Regions from separate parts of the Homo sapiens genome. Here region 1 is linked to region 2. Evidence: read pairs that join two places in POLR2A ChIA-PET (ENCODE). Cell type or tissue: endothelial cell of umbilical vein. All regions are shown on one strand.

What was found. Peaks named below come from ENCODE experiments on the same cell type or tissue, not always from the same donor. Only the 100,000 strongest peaks of a DNase experiment are listed, where the experiment ranks them.
Region 1: POLR2A ChIA-PET joins it to region 2 with 7 read pairs; 4 of 35 experiments call an interaction of 5 or more read pairs at or near these places.

Annotation. Positions count from the first base shown.
Region 1 is chr5:17,466,773-17,471,772 of GRCh38, forward strand. All of the region lies in intron 1 of LINC02218 (long intergenic non-protein coding RNA 2218), which reads left to right. Among named protein-coding and RNA genes, the nearest start is that of H3Y2, 23 kb to the right of the region's middle. In endothelial cell of umbilical vein, no CTCF peak of the experiment used is centred here; no DNase peak of the experiment used is centred here.
Region 2 is chr5:17,236,962-17,241,961 of GRCh38, forward strand. All of the region lies in intron 1 of BASP1 (brain abundant membrane attached signal protein 1), which reads left to right. It also overlaps the pseudogene RNU6-1003P. Among named protein-coding and RNA genes, the nearest start is that of BASP1, 22 kb to the left of the region's middle. In endothelial cell of umbilical vein, no CTCF peak of the experiment used is centred here; a DNase peak (open chromatin) is centred at 1,880; H3K27ac peaks cover 2,455 bases.

The DNA of each region.
Region 1 (5,000 bases), 230 kb after region 2:
TGGCCGCACTGGTCTCGAACTCCTGACCTCGTGATACACCCGCCTCGGCCTCCCAAAGTGCTGGGATTACAAGCGTGAGCCACCGCGCCCGGCCTTGAGACGTAGTCTTGCTCTGTTGCCCAGCTGGAGTGCAGTGGCACGATCTCCGCTCACTGCAAGCTCCGCCTCCTGGGTTCACGCCATTCTCTTGCCTCAGCTTCCGGAGTAGCTGGCATTACAGGTGCCCGCCACCACGCCTGGCTAATTTTTTGTATTTTTAGTAGAGACGGGGTTTCACCGTGTTAGCCAGGATTGTCTTGATCTCCTGACCTCGCGATCTGCCCGCCTCAGCCTCCCAAAGTGCTGGAATTACAGGCTTGAGCCACCGCCACCGCCCCCAATGTTGTATATATTTTATATAAAGCTTGTAATTATGCCAGTGATTATCAGACTTGGCTGCAGATTGAAATTTCTTGGGGAGTTTTAAAACTACTGATGGTTTGATACCAACTCTACAGACTTTTAAAAAAAAATAACCAGTTGTAACTATGATTTGGCTATTGAGATTTTAAAAGTTCCTCAGATGTTTCAAATGTGCAGCTGAGACTGAGAACCATGGTGCTATGCCGTGGTTCCCATGATACCAACTAAATCCTGTAACCAGGTCTGTTGATGCTAATTTAATTTTTTTCTTTCTAAATAATTACAGAATAAAAAGATGTTTTATATAGTTACTATTCTGATATCATGATTAACAATGAAAGTAAGACTTTTTGAATATCTCAAATTAGTTTTTTTAAAAAGCCAATCCATTGGTAAGGATTCTGGTTGCCGTTATCTATATATGAGTGATAATGCTTATGAATGTAATGAGTGTTTCTATTTATCGTGTAATAAGAGCTTTATACTTGTTCACTTGTTTTGTGAATAAGAATAGGAAATAAAATTTACAAGAGCTATTGTATTACTTTTTTATCTTTTTTACTTAATATGAAGAAAATAAATAGCTAATAATGAGAATAAAAGCCAGCCTAGCATGCGAGTCACTTGCCGATGCCTAATGACCGGTTGCTGATAGCGGCTGCTTCACGTTGATAGTGCAGTAAGGTGATGTGGGTGATTGTGGGTGATGAAAAGTTTCTACAGAGAGTCTGGGGGCCTCAGTTTCGGTTTGAGATATTAGCCTGGTTTTCTAGTGTGACCTGAAACTGCCTCAACTTCTCTATACCTTCTCTATACCGAGGTATAGAGACAGTTCCAAGACAGCAGTTGGAATTGAGGCCCTTCTGGCTCCAACGTTTTGTAATTATCAAATTATTTCCTCCTTGAAATACTCTTTCTCTGAAGACAGTAGAACAGTCAAAAGTAAAAGTATACTATTTGAATATGTTTTTAACTGCACCTATTTCGGTGAATAAATCCTGTAATAAACTGATGATTTGGAAGTAGAGTGGATGCTGCTAAAAGCTCAGTTCATCTGAGAAAATTCCAGATAGGGGAAGCTTGATGTAGGCAGAGAAAATGAAGAACTGTGGTAAAATTTAATGAATAGCTGATGAAGCCCATCTGACCCTCTGTGTCAGGAGGTAACCAAATGTGTCTTTGTTGAGAAGTCCTGTGACACAGAGCTGTGCTTCCACCTGGCAGGAGATGCTGGTATTGGTGGCTGCCTGCATTCAAGCCCCTCTTTCCAGAATGGTAACATTGTGATTTGCTTTAGTCAGGGTTCCTATTCTTGCTGGGGGAGGTATGGCTCTGATAGAAAGGTAATAAACCCACCAGGAAGGGCTGATTTGCGTTGGCTGGCTGCAGCATTGAATTGGGAACAATAGATGGGATAATAATGCAGTGGTTGGAGGCGGTTTGGCTTTGACCTGGGTATCATTCATAGGTTGAACACAAAGCTGTTTTTACTCGTAGTTAAACATTTGGCAATTGCTGATCAGTAACAATGTACTAGATGTCCTACTGCAGTAGCATGGTTCAGTGGGCATAACATTGACTGAACTAGAATGTAAAAATATTTGTACTTAAATGTGTCTGTTTTGCTATTGATTGCTCTTGTGAATTTGGAACCATCCTTTGCCGTCTTGGCGTGTGTGTGTGTGTGTGTGTGTGTGTGTGTCTGTATTCATTTGCTTTGAGATGTGAAATCAGGGGAGAGGGTATCTTCAGTAAGATGAGTTTGAAATACTTAAAGGAATGAACCAAAATGAAGGTCAAAATAAAAAAATTAAGAAAAAAATATCAAAGATGTGAAAAAGCTGAATGACAGTATATTTTTATGTAAAAGATTTTCTAGACAGAATATTTGAAATATTGAGGCCCCAAAGCTCCAATGGTTAAGCCCCCAAACACCAATGGTTAAGAACATAAATGCAATGAAAAGACAAAGGATTGTTGACTCATAGATTTACTAGGTACTTTACATATTACTTTACTTTTTACAGTCTTTGGGTAGTGTTAATTATGTGAGTATATTACCCTGTTCTCTTGTTTGTAAATCAAGGTTGCCAGTTCACAGGTGGAATTTGAGGCCATATTCCATTCTTTGAAGAAGCTCTCCAACATATCAGAATTCTACACATTTTACTCTCTTTTTGTTACTCTTACTTGGCATAAATACATGCATTCTGGAAAGAATCTTTAGTGTGCGTGTGTGTTTGTGTGTGTGTGTTGATTATACTTAAGCAGCATTTTTATATACCTTCATTTTAACAAGAAGAACACATATATGTGATAAAGGTAGCATAGGTGATGTTGGGAGGAACATGAGTAGACAGTATGAATTCCAGGATTCTTCAGATCAGAAGTATTTAAGGGTGTGATATAGGTGTAACCCTGTTTATGTTCTACAGAATAGGGGAATTTGTTTTCAGCTTGGACTAAATGAGCAGTTCCTCGCTTGATTACCTGCCACAGGAGTTCAAGGGTTCAAACTTTTAGAATGGTGGTTTATAGCACCTGGAAGGGGGGAGGCATGGGGAATGGAGGGGATGCAGCCTCAAAGGCAGGTAGTCAGAACAAAGCACTCTACCAAGAATAAGGAAAGTGCAGGATTGTGTGAATAGAACTCTTTTCCCCAGTCCACTCCCGGGAAAATACAGCATATGAGCTGAAGCAATTCTTTCATTGGGAGACAGTCAATGCTTTGAATAAACCTTGGGAAAGTGCATAATCAGTAACAAATTTTCTATCAAAAAAACCCCTGCAACACAGTGAAGGGGCAATCTAAATATTGAGGCCAGGTTGTATGAGACAGGAATTACATAAGACACATAAAAGAGAGGATAAGAAAGCACTGAAAGAAGCTGTATCCAGAATAAAAGCTCTGATAATTTACTGTACTTGGGGCCCAGTTCTAAGCTGTAATTCTTACTCTGGCACATGTGTTACAATATTTCACCTACTGGGAGTGCAGCTGCTTTCCCTAATCCAGAGGCAGTACAAGAGACAGAATAAGAGTTCAAGCTGTGCACAGTCCCTAATGCTCACTCCTCCACCTATTACCCATGATGCTGGGCAAATTTCCTATATTCCCTGGACCTCAGTTTATTCAATAGTAAAATGCAAACATTAAAGTACTTCCCTTGTGCATTTTTATAAGTACTAAATGAGATGATTCATGCCAGGAATTAGGAGAGTGCTCAATCAGTGTTAGCTATTAGTAAGATGGTGATTTCCTCTGAGAGAATGAGAGGCAAAAGGATTTCGATTATTGAAAATGTAACTGGGCCCTGGTGAGCCAGGTGATGGCTCATCATGAAGATGTATCACTATATGAACAGACAAAAGGATGCAGGCAACTAACAGTACTTGGATTGGAATGAGAAAATTGACAATTTTGAGAGTTTCAAGAAGTATTGAGATTATTCCAACTTCTAAATTTCAGGCTCCGTTGGAATTTACCACTTTTCTTATAGATATAAATACAGGTTGATATATAGATATAGGGATATCTATTTTGGTTTTGGTTCCTGGAGTGTAAGCTCTCTAAGGCAAGGTCTTTGTCTGACTCTTCGTTCTATCCTCGCCTGTGCTTGGTGAAATACAGTGCCAAGATAGAAATACATTTTCGGTTGTGATAACATTTTGTAAACGGCTCTTGTTTTCTGGAGTTGCTTATTGTGGAATGCTAGACTTTGATGACAGAATTTACACAGTGATCTACATTGCTCTCTGTAACTGTGATTACACATTTTTTTTAAAACCCCATGGCATTTTGAGATGACTAAAAGTTTGATTAAGTATGACTGAATTACACCATGTAATATAAAGTACATTCATTTTACCAGGAAGTTAATGGAAGCTTAAATTGCTATAAAACCTTAAAACATGATTGCATATGATAATAAACTCATTTGCCTTCTAATTAAAGATCAGTGAAAAGCCCTCATTTGGATATGATATAGAAAAATTTCTATTCAGATTTATCCTAGAATCCACTTCTTGTGTTCTACAAGTTCTTTAGAACGTATTTCTCTACTACTTATTTCTCTCATTGTTTCTGTTTTTCAGCCATGATAAAATCCAGTGGCTTAAGACTAGAAAACCCAGAAACAAATCCATACATCTGTAGTGAACTCATTTTTGACACATGTGGCAAGAACACACACTGGGGAAAGGACTTGTTTCTTCAATAAGTGGTGCTGGGAAAATTGGGTATCTGTATGCTGAAAAACAAAACTAGACCCGTATGTCTCGCCATATACAAAAATCAAATCAAAATGTATTAAAGACTTAAATCTAAGGCCTCAAACTATGAAACTACTAAAATAAAACATTGGGGAAACTCTTCAGGACATTGGTCTGAGCAAAGATTTCTTGAGTAATACCCCACAAGCACAGGCAACCAAAGTGAAAATGGACAAATGAGGTCATATCAAGTTAAAAACCTTCTGCAAAGCAAAGGAAACAAACAACAAAGTTAAGAGACAACCCACAGAATGGAAGAAAATAATTGCAAACTATCCATCTGACCAGGGATTAATAATTAGAATACCCAAGGAGCTCAAACAATT
Region 2 (5,000 bases):
ATTTTTCTGTATACTTTGAAAGCTAATGAAATCTACCAGCCCACCGGGTAGTAAACAACCAAGAATTCTTGATGGAGGTATTGTAAAGAAAGGTGATAAGGTGGCTGGGCATGGTGGCTCACGCCTGTAATTGCAGCACTTTGGGAGGTCGAGGTGGGCGGATCACGAGGTTAGGAGATCCAGACCATCCTGGCTAACACGTGAAAACCTGTCTCTACTAAAAATACAAAAAATTAGCTGGGCGTGGTGGTGGGCGCCTGTAGTCCCAGCTACTTGGGAGGCTGAGGCAGGAGAATGGCGTGAACCCGGGAGGCGGAGCTTGCAGTGAGCCGAGATCGCACCACTGCACTCCAGCCTGGGCGACACAGCGAGACTCCGTCTCAAAACAAAACAAAACAAAAAAAAGAAAGAAAGGTGATAAGGCTATCTAATGAAGGACCCAAAGAACTCTCACTGAGCTCACCCAGAATGCTTTTCTGGATTAAAGCACAGACTGAGAACCTGTTCTTAACATTAGTGACTTCGGTATGGCTCATTTTGAAGAAAGAAAATTGCCTAAATCTATAGTTGAGCTTGCACACATTACAGGTCTCTGGAAATAAGATGCTTAAACAGGTTCTATAATCTGGTTCTTGCTAGGTGAGTGTCCCCTGACATTGCTTTTTTTTTTTTTTTTCCGTGATGGAGTCTCGCTCTGCCACTCAGGCTGTAGTGCAGTGGCTCACTGTAACCTCCACCTCTTGGGTTCAAGTGAATCTCCTGCCTCCACCTCCCGAGTAGCTGGGACTACAGGCATGCACCACCATGCCTGGCTAATTTTTGAATTTTTAGTAGAGACAGTGTTTCACCATGTTGGCCAGGCTTGTCTTGAATTCCTCACCTCAAGTGATCCACCCACGTCGGCCTCCCAAAGTGCTGGGATTACAGGCATGAGCCACTGTGTCCGGCCCCCTGACATTGCTTTCTAAAGTAAGATTACCTGTAGTTCTCAGTGTTCGCCAAGCATGTATGAAACACAACGTATGTTAAGAGGCTGTTTAATTACATAAATGCTTATTTGGGGGATTCTTGTTCTCAGTGGCCTTCTCTCTTTTGGATGGATATACACAGTTTGATTGGCACTCCTATTGACACTTTATTTGGTTTGTGACTTGTTTGTCTCGGTGCCTTTCTATTAATATATTTTTTCTATTTAAACTACCCTCTTTTTTTCAGTACAGCACTGGACATTTTCTTTGAAATCTTCCAGATTCATTTGGTTGTCTTCCTCATCTCAGCTGTCTTATGCAGGAAAAGTGGTCACTGTTCAGTCAATTCATTCTACGTAGCTGGCTATCTGAGTTTTTTTTTTATCGAAACCAAAATAAAACTTAAAAGAAACAGAAGAAGCTGAGTCTCCCTCCCCTCCCTTTCAACTAACACCTACTGATGTTTATCTTGGAAATAATTTGACGTCTATTTGATGAAACCTGTAGTTAAGTGTTAATGGAGACTAACGTCAAGCTTCAGAACAGTGAGGAGAAACCTTTAGTATTGTGTGTCTAGCATTTGATGCAAGTGCTCTGTGGAAACCATGGAAGCTGGGATAAAAATGCTCGCCTGATCCCCAGATAGTCTCATCTGAATGTACTGAGGCATCACCGCATTCATTCCAAATCTGAACCTGACCTACTTTTCCCCTTCATCTCCTGCCATCTCTTCCCTAGTTTGTCATCTTCTTTTCCAGCACCACGAATGGTTCATGCTTTCTGATAAATATCTGATGTATGGCATCAATTATATGACTATTTAAACATGACTCATAGTGAACTGTATTTAAATATTGATATGACTCCATGCGTTTTCAAAGAATGTGTGGAATGTTCTTTTTGAGTGTCAGTTATTAATCATCTGTTTTCCGTTCAACTTTGGTTATCTTCAGTAAATTTTAATATCTTTCCCTTCAAGAGGACTTCCCAGCTGTCTGATCAACGGGTAGGAAAGGACAGTTGGTTCAGTGCTTGCTCATGTTAGCCCTGTAAGAAGTCAGCTCAGTTTAGTTCATCCAATAGCTGGGGAATAAAACCACACAATTCCCTTCCTTACTTGATATCAATCAACACTTGACTAAATCTTACATCCTGTCTTCAGCTGTTTTTTTTTTCTTTTTTGAGATGGAGTCTCGCTCTGTCACCCAGGCTGGAGTGCAGTGGCATGATCTCAGCTCACTGCAACCTCTGCCTCCCGGGTTCAAGTGATTCTCCTGCCTCAGCCTCCTGAGTAGCTGGGACTACAGGTGCCCGCCACCATATCTGGCTAATTTTTTGTATTTTCAGTAGAGACGGGGTTTCACCATGTTAGCCAGGATGGTCTCGATCTCCTGACCTTGTGATCCGCCCGCCTCAGCCTCCCAAAGTGCGGGGATTACAGGTGTGAGCCACTGCACCCGGCCCAGCTCTTTCGTAAAGAAAGCCTTGGCAAATGTGGAAATTCTCCCTATTCACTACGGTAAATAATTCTTGAGGTTACTAAACTCAGTATCTAAATAAAACAGATCAGTGTGTTAGTACATGGAACAGAAGGCCATATTTTTGGTTATAACCGTTGACCCCACACTCACCCTGGGGTCTTGGTGTCAATGTCAGGATGTGTTTAAATACCCTAGGCTGTCAATCTTGTAATACAACTTTGGTTATCTTTGTTCTAGAGCCTTGCAAAGTAAAGCTGATCCTAGTTAGGACCCAGTTAGGAATTTGGATATATGTGTTGTATTTGCATGTGATACTGCCCTTCATTTGAAAACACAGGCTTAAATTAGTGAAGTAGAACTCTTTTAGTCCAGATTACCCCCAAAATCTGTGAATTTGTACTAATTCAAAATCCTCTTTGCTGGTAACCGTTGTAATGAGGTCTTTGGAAATTTTATCCTGGTAGCATGGAGGTGTTGCTTCTTTTCATTTGTCTAGTTTTGTAGTCAGAACTGTTTATAGAGATGTAATTTTAAAGTGACCCTATGCTATGGTTTGAATATATGTGTTCCACCAAAATTCCTACGTTGGAACCTAATGCCCAGTGTGATGGTATTAAGTAAGAGCTGGGGCCTTTTGGGAAATGTCGAGGTCATGATTATTCCACCTTCACTAATGGGATTAGTGCTCTTATAGAACATGTTGGGAAAAAAATAAAAATAAAGATAAATAAATAAATAAATAAATAAATAAATAAATAACAGGTTGGAGCCCAGGAGTTTGAAGCTGGGGTGAGCCGTGATCATGCCACTGCACTCCATCCTGGGCAACAGAGTGAGGCTCTGGCCGGGCATGGTGGCTCACGCCTGTAATCCCAGCACTTTGGTAGGCCGATGTAGGCAGATCACCTGAGGTCAGAAGTTTGAAACCAGCCTGGCCAACATGGTGAAATCCTGTCTCTACTGAAAAATACAAAAATTAGCTGGGCGTGGTGGCGGGCACCTGTGATTGCAGCTCCTCAGGAGGCTGAGGCAGGAGAATCACTTGAATCTGGGAGGCAGAGGTTGAAGTGAGCTGAGATTGCGCCATTGCACTTCAGCCTGGGTGACAGAGTGAGACTCCTCTCAATAAAATAAAGTAAAATAAAATAATAAAATAAAAAACAGAGTGAGGTTCTGACTCTTTAAAAAAAGAGAAATAATGTGCCCACTTCATCAGCACATATACTAAAATTGGAACCATATAGAGATGAACATGGCTGCTATGCAAGAATGACAGTGCAAATTTGTGAAGCATTCCATATATTTTGGAAAATAAAAAAGTTGAAGGGAGTGCCCTAGTCCCCTTTTGTCTTTGATCTTGGACTTCCCAACCTACAGAACTGTGAGAAGTAAGTATTGATTCTTTATAAATTACCCAATCTAAGGTATTTTGTTAGGGTACCTACTAAACAAAAAGATAAAACTCTTGTGATTTTGATCTTAAGTTGGAAACATAAAACCATCGTTACAGAGAAGGCAAAACTAGGCAAAGATTTATTTTTGCAATGGCATTTAAAAATATTTAATAGTTTCTTTTAATTATAACATTACAAAATAACACCTTGTAGTCTGGTGAGCACAGGCTTGCCTAGTGCTTAGCATGTGCCAGGCAGGCCACATTCTAAGCTTTACACAGATTGACATTTTCCTTTTTTTTTTTTTTTTCTTGAGGCCGAGTTTTGCTCTGTTGCCCAGGCTGGAGTGCAGTGATGTGATCTCGCCTCACTGCAACTCCCACCTCTCAGATTCAAGCGATTCTTGTGCCTCAGCCTCCTGAGTAGCTGGGATTATAGACATGTACCACCAGTCCCGGCTAATTTTTGTGTTTTTAGTAGAGATGGGGTTTCGCCATGTTGGCCAGGATGGTCTTGAACTCCAGGCCTCAAGTGATCTGCCTGCCTCAGCTTCCCAAAGTGTTGTGATTACAGGAGTGAACCACTGCGCCTGGCCCAAAGATTGACATTTTAAAATACAGCAGCTAGGTGGGGTGGATTCTATTATTATCCCATTGTACAAATGAAGAAACTGTGGCACAGAGAAATTAATAATAGGTTACGTAGCCAGTGTAACCCAGAACATCTTAGTTCATGTTGCATGTCTCTCATTTGCTGGAAGCATATCAGTCAACAAGAAAATTATTGTTTTGCTTCCAGTTTGAGTAATGTTCCTGTGACTTCTTTAAGTGCTGTATATTTGCTGCATTTGCTGGGAGTGAACGAGGCCCTGAAGCTTTCGTAGATCTGTGCAGGAACTGGAGTGAGCCAGTGTGTGCCACCATGGGTGTCCCTCGATGTTCTCTCCTGTCCCTTCAACTGTGCTCTGCAGGAGTCAGACCTGTGGGGACAGTTCACAGGAACAAAACAGAAGCTCCAACCAAGAGCTGCAGGATTTAAGGACAAGGCTGCAAAACAAGTACGTGGAGCTGGCACGCAAACTCAGGGCTTTCTGAAACACAAACTTCAGCATTTAATTAAATGGGGGAAGGAAGGAACTCTCAACCGAGATACTGAAC